Regions from separate parts of the Homo sapiens genome. Here regions 2, 3 and 4 are each linked to region 1. A link is a contact called in ENCODE Hi-C or POLR2A ChIA-PET data. All regions are on one chromosome and are shown on one strand. Each heading gives the region's core, a stretch centred on a gene start or an enhancer-like site at or near the end of the contact. The rest is flanking DNA. Distances are from core to core; before and after follow the strand shown. Region 1 overlaps KLF12 (KLF transcription factor 12). Region 2 has its middle 190 kb from the start of KLF5. Region 3 has its middle 140 kb from the start of KLF5. Region 4 has its middle 160 kb from the start of LINC00392.

Region 1 (3,073 bases), core at 171-2,670:
AAAAACTTGCTAGAAAATAGAAAGCTAAATATAATTTTTAAGAAGTCAGCAGCAGGGACAGAATGGTGAATTTTCCATGAAAATGTTCCTATGAAAAGAGTTGGCTGGGACAATAAATGGAGTCAGACCCCTCCCAGGGCCTGGGCTGCTGCTGCACCTGGGCGACTCTGCATCAGGTTGAGCAGTGGTGATCAGAAACTTGATTTCTATTAATTTCTTTAGAAATAATGCATTTCCCCTAAACTCATTTGAATTAGAATTCTTCAAATTACTTGAATTCTGTAACACACATAAGAGGAATGTGCAAATGTGTTATTCAAAACTATTTTCTCTGGAAATAAGCTAAAAATAAAGACAGCCTACCTACCTTCTTTGCTTCTTTTGTCTAACTCACAAGTACACAGTCAACCTCTTTTGACAATAGTCTTTAAAAATGTGTTTTATGTTTTTCTGAATAATCTAAAGTTTTGACTTTACTTTGATTTGATAATCTTTGATTTTGGTTTCTTATATTAAATCTATGAAAGAGCAAACTTACAGAAAAAGGTATTGTGCATTTCTTTGCCAATAAATCTTAATAAGTTTTTTTTGTTTTTAAGTTGAGACATTACATTTTTGATGTAAAGAGAAAAATCAAAGGACACTAGTTGGGTAACGGGTGGCTAGCTGGGTGATACCATGCCAGTGCTTGGTGTATAGCTTATTAACTTCTAGGTCTTCAATTCTGAAGGGATGGTCTCTATGTCCCATGATAAATCCTTAGGCCACTTCCAGGTTTTGTATTTAAAAAAAAAGAATATGACCATTTTCACCACAACCTGTGCTTCTCCAGTTCTGTGAAAAACCTGGACTAAACTAGGAAAACTTCTGAAAAAGAAACGTGTTAACCAACACTAATAAGAAGAGCATCTGTTTTTTAAAGTGAAATAGTCCTCTAAATGTTAAAAAAGACGACATACCACACACACACACAAAAAAAGGGTGGGGGAGGTGTGGTTGTTATTGTTCATCCTGAAAACTCTGTAACTCCATTTCGGAGTTCATGTTAAATACAACTTTCTATGTATATGCAGCATATAAAAATGTAGGTATTATTTAAATAGACTAAGTGTTCTGGGAAAACAAAAACTCACATCAGGGTTTTGTTTTGTTTTTTCTTGAAATAACCAACTGATGGATTATGAAAACGGCTGTCTCTTTCAATTTTGGTTAAAGAAAAGGATTAAGAGTCACTAAGTGCATTTCCATGACATTTACCCAGCAGAAGGCAGAATAAAGTCTAAAGAAAACACCAGGTATTGAATGGATTCCCAAAACCCACCAAACAAAAATAACTTTTTCAGGTACCTCCCATTTCGCCATCTGAAATGCTGAAAGGTACATGTGTACTGAGACAAAAGACAGGTGCCCTTTCATATTAAAATGACGTGTGAGCAACGCACATAAGAGGAATGTGCAGTTTGAAAAAGCCTGTGTTAAACAAAACATCCATGTTCTCATCAGCTTCTCTATTATTTTCTCAAGCAACTGAAAAGGAACACCTTTTGCAACAGGAAGCACAGGCATTTTCTTAGGTTCAGAAGTGCATTTCTGAAACGTGTCCCTGTTTAACTTTTATAAAGTTACGGGGCCCCAGACACTGACAAATGAGCTTCATTACATTCAAGGCTCAACGTATTTGCTGTGACAATCTGTTTCACTTGAGGAATGGTATTTGCATATGAGGAAAAAAACAAGAATCAAGATTCCTATCTTGTCTTCTGGTTTCTGTTACATTAGTTCATGAAAGTTCACAGAATCTAGATCTGGAAGGAAATTAGGTACCTTCAAGATGAGGAAACTGAAACCTAGAGGCGGGGAAAGAGCTGAGATTACAAGGCCCCTGACTTGTCTGCAGACAGACCAGGCGGCTATACCTCTTCATAGTTTACGGCAGCATACAATACCACAGGTTTTGAAATCTGAAAGAGCACACAGCCATATACAGGCTTAGTCACCTATATGAGATTGATCCAAGGCCAAAAAGTTAAGCTTTCTGAAAGCTTCCCAGTTTGAAAGTTTCCCAGTTTCCTCATCTGTAAAACAGGAATGCCATTTACTCCTGCAGCACTGTTGGGAAACTCAAAAATACACACACTACATACCTGGCAAATAATACCCACTCAATAAAGGATATTTTATATTTACAAAATTCAGGGTATTTCTGTTTTTATAAAGAAATAAAAATAATATAAAGTTAAAAATGGATCCTGTTTGCTATTTTTTCAGCAATTAATTATAGTTTTGGGGTAAGCAGATGCCAATCCTGATGCGATTTTCTTAACATTTTAAAGTATAAAGGTACTTTATAGGCCAAGCAGACCAATCTATTCCATAATGTCCATTTGGTCCTGTCAATTCAATCAAATAAGTAATCAATATGCCAGTCTCCATCCTACTGAATTGCCTGGACTGAATTAATTGGCTATCTTTTTCATTAGGTATTATGAAGACCAAGTGGGTTCCTTCTTTCCTCCTCTAAATAATACTGCATATTCTCTAATAAGTATTGTTGATAAAAATTATATTTGCTAAAGCATATAGTACTTTCCATGTACCATACTTTGCTCTAAGAGCTTTATGGATATTACCTCATTTAATTTTGATAACTTCCTAAAGAAGTCGTTGCAATAACTAACCCCACTTCACCCAGTGTCGTCACCCAGTTAGCATGTGTCTCAATTGCCACTCACCCTGCCTCTCAACATTTTAAATTAGTGCTGTCATAAACCAGGATATCTGGTCAGAACTGGGCACGGAGACTGCAAATGTGAGCTACTACTCACAGGACAGACAATAGTGTTAACAAACACAGGCTAGCCCTTCTCACCCAGAAATCCGATATAAGTGAACTAAAATATCCCATAATAAAAGTGAACTTTAGTGTAAGTAAAAAGTTCAAGGTCAAAAGACAATATTTTATTTGGCTGTTCTGAGTTTTCATTTCTACGTAGTGACCTTTCTTTTCCTATGTGACTGGTTACTTTTTCCTTGGTTTCTTTTGCAGAGACCTCTTCCTTTACCTGTTGCATAA
Region 2 (3,106 bases), core at 352-2,851, 450 kb before region 1:
AGAAAGATAATCATGGCTTTCTGAGTCTTGAAGGATACACACAAGTGGATCAAAGGGGAATGACCACTTTAGGCAGAGGGAAGAGCCCAGAGACATCAGCCTTCATGAGTGTTCAGGGAGTGGCAAGTGACATGTGAGGATGGAGCATCAGGCGAGGAAGGCTTGTGGCCCAGGGTGAGGCCAATCAAGGTCTGGAAGCCTCACAACCCAAGACTCTGGTGCCCCAGCAAGAAGTGAACTTCATCCTGGTGGTTCTGGGGAGGCACTGAAAAGTTGGAGACAGGGAGAGTTAGAATGTGATTCCCATGTCAGGAAGATGACTCTAAAGGCCAAGTGGAGTTTGAACGGCAGGCTGCCGTGTTCCAGGTCAGAGATGATGACTGCAGTGGCAGTGGGCATGGCAAGAAGAGGAAAGATGGGAGATGTTTAGACTGTAAAATTAAGAGAGCTTGTTAAGTGATTGAATGTGGAGGCTTAAGGAGAGGAATGGCCAGGGATGATTTTTATGTTTCTGACTTGTGTGACTAACATTAAACAAAATAAGGAATATAGGGGAATCATCTTTGAAGGAAAGATGAGTTTGAGATGCCTGAAAATTGAAAATGATATGCCCATTAATGCAATAATACTGGCTAACATTTATTGAAAGCTCAGTATACACCAAATATTGTCATAAATTGTATATTTTGATCAATTTAATTCCCACAGCCACCCTAACAGCTATTGTTAGTTTATTTCATCAAATCTAAGGTACCATCCATTGTAAGACACATCTTGATTCAAAGATGTTAAAACGTCCCTCTTAGAATTAATACAATATCGTATTATTCCTATTTTATAGATTTAGAAACTGAGGCAGAGAGATTAAGTAATTTATCCAAAGTCACATAGTAAATGGAGGAGCTGGGCTTCATAAGCAGTCAATGGAGGAGCTGGGCTTCATAAGCAGTCAATGGAGGAGCTGGGCTTCATAAGTAGTCTGCCTTTCAAAATTTTTCATTTAATCACTGTACTACATCTCTTGTTGGTACATATGAGTCTGAGGAAAGTGATCTGGGATGGAGATAGAGATCTGAGAGTCATCAATCAAAAATTCTCCATTAAATGGCAGAGGTGGAGATAGCGTTTATAGTACATAACGAATAAAGTTGCGATAAGGTCCTTTAAATTAAAACTGAAATAACATTGATAATTACAACCAAATGCCCCTTTTGATACATTAAAACACCTCAAAAAATCAGAGTACACATATTTCAGGCATTTTTTAAATAAGAGAAACTAAAGATACAACATAACGAAGTTGATCAGAATTTCCCAATAAAAATTATAAGTTTTCAGAGAGGAGGCTGTGGCGCAGTTGATTTTTTTAACCATCAGCTTCTGAGTTTCCTAAGCACATGGCCATTTCCTCACTTGTTTTGTGAAATGACAGCCGAGAGGTGGAGTGGAATGGAAATCTAGAAATCATTGCCATGCAAATATGCAGAAGCAAAGCTGTATGTTTGCATGTAAAGCTCATGGTATCTGCAGTCCTGGGAAGAATTAAATTCCTTACCTGTGGGCAGGTGTGTATTTGGCCACATGCCTTTACTTATTAGGCAAGACAATGTCCCTCAGTGCAGTGAGTCACTGCTTTTGGAAGCAAGCCTTCTGCCTCAAGAGTAACAACTTTGTTTTTCAGGCACAGTTTGTTTCCCCCACCTCGTCCCCCACTCCTCTCTCTCCTCCTTTTCCTACTGATTATCAGATCCTAGTGGAGGAAGAAGAAGGGAAGAACTTACGGGTTTTAAAGACAGAAACCCAGTTTACAGAGTTGCAAAGGAAATAGGAAAGCAACATTTGGAGCCCAGTTCTGAGTTTGCTTTAAGCTTTAATCAGGCAAGAAGAATAAGCTGGGAACAGCTCCAAGGAGGTAGGTTGCAGAAAAGCAGTGTCTCCATGGCCTTCTCAGCAAGCTCAGGTGCAAAAGATAAGTGTACATCGTCTTTGAAAGGAGAAGAGTCTTTGAAAGTAGAATAGTCAGGGAAAGAGGGCTGCTTCGGTAGCCAGCCTTCCAGATGGGGTCAGTATGAACAGCCTCACGAGCAGCTGCAGTTTAACCCAAACAATCACACATGTTTGTAAGTGCCTTTGGTCCAACTTGCTGATAGTGTAATGACAATAAACAGAGCAAATGAAGTAGCCACTCCAGCAAGGAATGAGTTTTCGAAAGAAGAAGCCCATGTTTTTGAGAAGAATGTTTCTAAACTTCATTTAATTTGCTGCATTTGGGCCCCTGAAAAAAAATTGATGATAGCTCACATTTTAATTTGCTGTGGTTATTTAATCTCACTCTAGTTAAATCATCTTCACCAACTGTTTTTTTTAAAAGCTTAAAAAGATTGCCTGTTTGTTTACATAAGGGTATTTGGGTAGGAAAGAATTCCATTTCTATTTCTTTAGCTATCATGGGCATAATACAACTGTCTCTATATTTTACTTTCTCATTTATTTTCTACCATGACCTCTTCTATTACCCCAATGATGCATATTAAATAATCAGATTAGCTAGGTGATAAACTGCCTTATGTAAATTTTTTGAAAAGGTGGTGGCTTATAAATACATTCCAAGATAAATAAAAATAGTTAAAGTACCAAAGCCATCTTTGAGAAGATGAAAACAATTTTTTTTCGCTAGAGTGGAGTTTGGCAGAGAGAAGGCCTGAGGCATAGAGGGAAAACAATCATTTTCTGAAAGGTAGAAGTAGGTGATGGACTGAGAGGTGAGTGTCCCGGAGCAGGGAGCTCAGGCAGGGCATGGGGCAAAAACTTCTTAGAGAATGTATCAGAAGTTATAATCTGCAGCTGCTAATAGGGACTGTGAAATAGTGTCTTCCACAAGATGAGGGTTTACGTTGATCTCATTTAAGTCCAGATGTAGGCAAGCTGGTCTGTTATATGGCGGCTCCCTGATGTCATCAGGAATCAGGCTCTCTGCTCTCATCCTCAGGCTCACAAAATGGTTGTTGCAGCTCCGGCAATCACAACCATGACTCAAGAAGAAAAAAGAGGAAGAGCGGCATGAGCGAAGAGGATCTGCTGATTAAGGCAGTCTCCTTTATAGAGT
Region 3 (3,035 bases), core at 305-2,804, 510 kb before region 1:
GACTTGAGAAATAATAGAGAAATATTATAACCTGGTGATATATTAGAGATGGGGCTGTGGGAAGGGAAGAGTGACGAGGCAACATCTTCCATTTTAGTTTCTGGTTTGGGCAACTGGAAGAATAAAGGTACCACTTACTGAGATAGAGAAACGAGAGGAAGAATAGGTTTGGATGAACGGAGATTCTGAGCTTAGTTTTGGACATATTGATTGGAGTTTATAGTTACGTTTATGAATACATCTAAGAGCTGTCTCAAATTAGTCAATACACAGATCCAATTGATTCTTTCCTTGTTTTTTTATTTTTTAGTATCTTTTATTTTTTTAGAGACAGGGTCTTGCTCTGTTGCCCAGGCTAGGGTACAGTGGTGCCATCACAGTTCACTGCAGCCTTGAACTCCTGGGCTCAAGTGATCCTCTTGCCTCAGACTCCTGAGTAGCTAGGACTATAGGCACATGCCACCATGCCTTGCTAATTTTTAATTTTTTTTAAATTTTTTGTAGAGACGGGATCTCACTGTGTTGCCCAGGCTGGTCTCAAACTCCTGGCTTCAAGAAATCCTCCCGTCTTGTCCTTCTGAAGAATTGGAATTATTATAGGCAGGAGCCACCATGCCTGGCTTCTTTTCTTGTTTTTTCTTTTTTTCCATTTTTTTCTTTTCTATTTTTTTCTACTACCACCAACCATAATTGTGTTAAAAGATACATTTAGTCATATTAAAATTTTAATGAATTTAAGCATTCAGCAATTCATGAATTGAGCATCATCAGACCTCAAGTGGTTCAGCACTCCATGAGGTGTGGGAAGTGTGTGAGAGAGGAAACATCAAGTATTCTTGGAAGCAAGACAGAGAAAACATTTGATTAGCCAATGTGAAAAGTCCCTAGTTAGAGGTCAGTTGGTGGTTTCTGATTGGTCAGATTTCTAGCTAAAGGTTATTTGGTGGTTTCTAATTGGTTAAGCTTAGATTTTGCTTTATTGTTTACATCAAATTGGGATTTGGTTTGCTTATGTCGGAACCCAAGGCACTGGAGCCATCTTAGCCCAATGGCCTCCTAGTTAAGTATTTTTAATGATTTAAATTCCCATCACCTCACATCTGGAAAGTCAAATACCCTTCTATCCTACACTTCTATAATATTCCTCTGTACAGAGTTGCAGTAGGAATGTGCCCAAAAGTTGGTTTTGCTGGGTCATCTTCCATCTCACAACATTTGAATGGTTTTCTATTGCCTGCATAATACTTCTAAGACTGCCTGCAAAGTTGCTCCTAACTACTCCAACCTTATCCCACTCTCCCTAATGGTGAGTTTATCTCAGTTTGGCCAAACTAGAACTTCAAATACAATCTACCCCTTCCTGTCTCTGCATCTGTGCTCATGTCACTGCCTGGGCTTGCTTATCCTCTCTACCCATCTGACCCTTTAAACTCATCCCCCAAGGCCGAGATCTTCTCTGGAGGCCATCATTTCCCTCCACTGTAGCTCAACCTGAGCCCTTCCTTATCTGAATCTGTGAGTTCCTGTCTGTGCCCCTCCCATGCCATGAACATTTATTCTCATATTGCACTGTTTTGCAATGCCCCACTGATTTGATCTCTCTATACAAGGATGAGGACAAAGGTCAGGTATCATGCTACTTTCATATTCTCCAGAGCACCTAGCATAGTTCTGTACAAGATAGGCACTCAATAACTATTTGTCGACTTGAAATAATAAGGTACGTTTTTCTCTTTCCCGCTGGTCTTATCTCTGCTTGAGTAAATGAGGTTGATATGTGAAGGCAGTTGAGATTAAACATGTAAAGTGGAAGAATAAACAAGAGACAGAGGAGATTTTAATAAAATTTTATGATATAAAAATCATAATTACCTGCTAAATCTATTTTTTAAAGCTTTTAAAGTATTCAGATTGCTCCTCTCAACCTGGTGGCGTTTTGGTGTGTTTGACTAAAAAGCACACAGGTGCTAAAAAGCAGAATTATTATTTTAAAAATATTTGGCAACAAAAATAAACTTGTTTTAATTCAAAAGTTCTTGTGATTTTTGTTTCCTCAAATGACTTCATAGAAAACTCCTCATGAAATTTTAGTGTATATCATCTATTTTGACTCCAAATTGACTTTGGTTAGAAAAACCTCATTTCTTTTAAAAAATCAATGATAAATAAATAAAATATGTAGATCAAGTTTGTTGGCATAATAACAGATTTAGTTATAAATTGAAGACTTCAATAAAATAAGCTTGGAGTTAGAAATTACCAAGACATGCTCTAAGAAAAAAATAATAAAAAGAACAAAAGCACTCAAACTGTGATTCACTATGAACATTTTCCCTGTAACCAGCTCTGCTACTTTCATTACAGAATTAGAGAAGTAAACTTAAAGCATAGTTAAGTCAACAGAAACTGTTCTAGGTAAATGAATTCAACCTTCATGGTCACTGACACACAATATAATCTTGTTTCTTTCAGAATTTTATTCTTTAAGTAACTAAGTGACTCACAAGCTCAGAAAGTATTTTCTGGTACAAGTAAGTCTGAGCTTAGCATAAAATATTCTGAATATTTCTTCTTTTCAGATGAGTATTTAAAAAATAATAGTTCCTTTCTGGAAGGTGTAATTGGCTTTTGGTTTGCATGCCTACAAATGATTGTCCTTTTGTAGAATACATTTTAGGATAAGCTAGAATACAGCTTTTCCTTTCTCCATCAAAATCCTACCAATAATTTAGGGTTTAGCTCAAATATTACCTCTTTTATACAACTTTGCTTTATTTTTAGGCAGAATTAACCAAATTAGAATCAAATTAATCACCCACTACACCTTTTTTTAGGGGAAGGGATGTATCTTTTTTTTTTTTTTTGAGATGGAGTCTTGCTCTTGTTGCCTAGGCTGGAATGCAATGGCATGAGCTTGGCTCACTTGCAACCTCTGCCTCCCTGGTTCAAGCAATTCTCCTGCCTCAGCCTCCAGAGTAGCTGGGTCTACAGGTGCCCACACCACACCTGGCTAATTTTTGTATTTTTAGTAGAGA
Region 4 (3,229 bases), core at 31-2,530, 300 kb before region 1:
ACTTAATAATAGTTCCCTGAAACCTGTGATCCACCTCTTATCTTTCTAACTCTTGGAAATGCAGCTAATAAGAATGTATGTTTTTACATTCATTCTGATTCATAAGAACCAGTAATACACTGATTCTTAGCAACAAAGTAGTTCTTTAATTACTACAAAACTCAATAATTCATTGCCTATTGTTGTGCATGGCACATAACATTCGGTGACTTGTATTGGCATATTCGTTTACATGTGTCACTGCTGTACCTGTAATTTAGTTTAATGCCAGATCAATGTGCCAAGTGTGTGTGTGTGTGCGCGCGTGTGTGTGTATGTGTGTGTAAAACTCTTCCCAACAGTAGTTTCATGGGAATTCTCAGTAGTAACTAAAACAGTGTCCATTTTAAGAAATCACAATCAAAGTGCCTGTTTTTTGCAGGTATTCATAATATTCTTTACCCACACTAGGGCACTGAGTGGCTCATCAACGGTTTTCCTCGTAGGAAATTATTTAATATTATCTTTTAAGAAGCGAAACACTTGGCTGAAGGAGCAATTCGTTGTCCATAATTCATTGTCCATAATTTTGCCAAGAAAGGTGTTGAATTTTGAGTTAGTTAAATCAAAATAAAAGCACAGGGCATGAAATCAGCTTGTGAGACCCAGTCAGATGGTTAATTCAGAGGAAAGACCAGATGCAGATGATCTGATTGAACTTTTCCAGTTTGAATTTTTCTCATTTCTCAGGTTGAGACATATAGTTTCCTGATCCAGGGTATCATTTCTTGGCAGAGAAACTGAGTTTTTCCCACGTGACCTACTTGCCCAAAAGGAAGATGTCCGAAAAACAGTGCATGCCATGTCCTTTCTGTATCAACATCAATCTCCATCAAAATCTTCTTGTCTCTACAGGTGTTCCAGCTAGAAGATTTGGATGAAAAGTGATTCCAAAAAAATGAGGCAATCTCATCCCGAAACTATTTAAAACTACTCTCCTCTCTCTTGATAAACCGTCAGTAGGAAGTGTGTCGTTTATTCCCTCACTCCACACTGGATTCATATGGGCTGATAGCAGCAGGATTAAAAATTTTTTTCATCATGAGTTAAATCCCTAAGATTTAGAGTATTTTGTTTGTCTGAATGTCTAAGCGGTACAAACCTTAGCAATCCATATTAAAATGGAGAATTCCTTCTTTTGGTATTCACAAGCATAACATACATAATCCTTTATCTCTGGCAAAGCTATTCACTTTTTGGCCTTTGGCTGTTCGATGTATACAGTATCTATAGTTATTGCATGCAAGAGTTCTCAACTGACTTGCAAACTCTTTGATCAAACCAGCTAAACTTGATTTTCCAGATTATTCAAGAGACAAGGCACACAACTATCAGCTTTACAAGTCCTGGCAAGCAATCAAGACCCCATGCTCCCCACTCCCTTTATCAGAATCAAAGGTAAACAGGGAGCCAGTTCTCATTTAAATATTTAGCATCAGGATCTTGCCTAGACTTTCAGGGTTGTAGGAGCAGAAGAAAAACAACAGTTGCAGTGAGAAAAAGGTTTCTTTGGCATGGATGCCAAACTAAATAATGACACCCAAAGCAAAAACATGCTTCATTGAAACTTGACTTTAGTCGATTCAGCCTACTTAAAACAAAGCTTTTTTTGTCATTTCAAAAGTGAACATTGTACTTTGCTCTGGCAGCCATTTATACGTTTTTGAATGATTCGCTTATACATAAATCCCTGGCCTCCAGGCCTTTCAGCACCTCAAATCCGAGTGATTTGAAAACACAACTGAAAATTTCTGTATACAGCGCCTGCCCTTTTCTTCCTCTTAACCTTTTATGCCATCCATTCTGAGTGACAATGTTTTGACATACATTGTCATGGCGCATTTCTCCCTGCTCCCGCTTTTATTCCTTTGGAAGTATTTACAAGAGATCAAGGACTGTATTTCCTTTTCCTGAGGAGCATGGTTCTTCATCACCCCCTCATGTATTTCTTTCTCCGTGGATGCCACCATTCTATCGACTTCACTAAGGCAGAATTATTGGAAGACATCATTTGTGACCACCTTTGTAATTTGTGCAATCTGTAGTAGGAAGGCAACCAACGAAAATCAGATTTCATTTTTTTTTTAAACTAAAGTAGCAATGTCAAAGCCTTTATTCAAACACTGATAAGTCTGCTTGGTTAGTGAGCAGCTGATGGGACTAGCAGAGTATAAATGGTACTAGTTTGAGAACGTGTGGTGGTTTGGAAGGAGTTGAGGAAGCAGAGGAACATTTTCTTAGCCCCTCTTTTCTTTGGAGGAGTTCAAAACTAGCACTGCTGGCATACTCTTTGGTGAAAGTGCCCTTCTAGAGGCAGGAGTTCTTGGTACATCCTGAATTAGGTCTCAGCACATTTTCCAGTTGACTTCTTTTTCTTCTTCTTCTTCTAAAATTGGAGGTGGATGACCCTATCATTTTGGCTAAATTTCTAAATGTGCCATTGCCTTCTGCATCTCAGAAGTTTTCACAGATGTTAACAGAATACTTTCCTTACCTCGCTATGGCATCATCTGTTAGCTCTTGTTTGGCACTGCAGTGCAAGTTAATTGGGGGTTGCCTCTTGCATTACAACCATACAGGTGTGACTGACAAGCATGGTGAAGTCAGAAGTGACACTTTCTACTAGGGTAGATCCCCCTAGGGGACTGTAGGAATGGAGTCAAATTCTCTACAAGCTGCTCCAATGCCCCAGTGTAGACATAAATTGATCTCTTAAAGTCAATTCTGGGATAGGGTAAGTCCAGCAACCATTATGGGACTTCCTTGAAAAGTCATTATTGCTAAGACCTACCTTTTAGAATAGATAAATATATTTAAAGATAGAAAATTCTTGTGGCTCTCAGCAGCTGTTGACCCTGTTGCTTACTTTATCTATATATATGTGTGTGTGTGTAAAACTGCACTCTTCTTTTTTTTTAACCCGCCCCTCTGACAACTTCTTCCTAGTCTCCTTTGCTCTTTCCACTTGTTCTAGAAGTGCCAGCCAGATAACATTATTTACTAGTAGAGTTTCAATTGCCGGCTCTATGGTAATGATTCTTTAATCTTGAGGCAACACTGTTCTTTAGGATTTTAGAGTCCTTTATTCAACTAATAGCTAGGTATCTGCACTCAGATGTCCCCCAGATACCTCAAACTCAACCTGTCCAACACTGTCATTGGGTACACAACTGCTTCTGTTCTGTGGCCT

What was found. A loop is a pair of places that touch in the nucleus more often than their neighbours do. ChIA-PET counts read pairs that join two places held with the same protein, here RNA polymerase II (POLR2A). Pooled maps may share reads with other maps.
Region 2: a map of PC-9 shows a loop between it and region 1 (4-fold over the local background). The contact joins two enhancer-like sites. A Hi-C loop is called at or near these places in 1 of 168 maps with a recorded cell type or tissue (PC-9) and 9 of 50 pooled maps. POLR2A ChIA-PET finds 5 or more read pairs at or near these places in 3 of 52 experiments (BJ, K562 and MCF 10A).
Region 3: a loop to region 1 is called in a map of colonic mucosa, with 3 times the contacts of the local background. The contact joins two enhancer-like sites. A Hi-C loop is called at or near these places in 2 of 168 maps with a recorded cell type or tissue (Caco-2 and colonic mucosa) and 3 of 50 pooled maps. POLR2A ChIA-PET finds 5 or more read pairs at or near these places in 1 of 52 experiments (PC-9).
Region 4: a loop to region 1 is called in a map of mucosa of descending colon, with 3 times the contacts of the local background. The contact joins two enhancer-like sites. A Hi-C loop is called at or near these places in 1 of 168 maps with a recorded cell type or tissue (mucosa of descending colon) and 3 of 50 pooled maps. POLR2A ChIA-PET finds 5 or more read pairs at or near these places in 1 of 52 experiments (K562).

Annotation. Positions count from the first base shown.
Region 1 is chr13:73,701,056-73,704,128 of GRCh38, forward strand. All of the region lies in intron 7 of KLF12 (KLF transcription factor 12), which reads right to left. Among named protein-coding and RNA genes, the nearest start is that of LINC00393, 41 kb to the left of the region's middle. Within about 2 kb of position 1,421, at least 5 of the 41 ENCODE cell types and tissues checked have a DNase peak (open chromatin) inside an H3K27ac peak, as active enhancers do.
Region 2 is chr13:73,247,295-73,250,400 of GRCh38, forward strand. No RefSeq gene overlaps it. Among named protein-coding and RNA genes, the nearest start is that of KLF5, 190 kb to the left of the region's middle. Within about 2 kb of position 1,602, at least 4 of the 41 ENCODE cell types and tissues checked have a DNase peak (open chromatin) inside an H3K27ac peak, as active enhancers do.
Region 3 is chr13:73,192,902-73,195,936 of GRCh38, forward strand. No RefSeq gene overlaps it. Among named protein-coding and RNA genes, the nearest start is that of KLF5, 140 kb to the left of the region's middle. Within about 2 kb of position 1,555, at least 4 of the 41 ENCODE cell types and tissues checked have a DNase peak (open chromatin) inside an H3K27ac peak, as active enhancers do.
Region 4 is chr13:73,398,136-73,401,364 of GRCh38, forward strand. No RefSeq gene overlaps it. Among named protein-coding and RNA genes, the nearest start is that of LINC00392, 160 kb to the right of the region's middle. Within about 2 kb of position 1,281, at least 5 of the 41 ENCODE cell types and tissues checked have a DNase peak (open chromatin) inside an H3K27ac peak, as active enhancers do.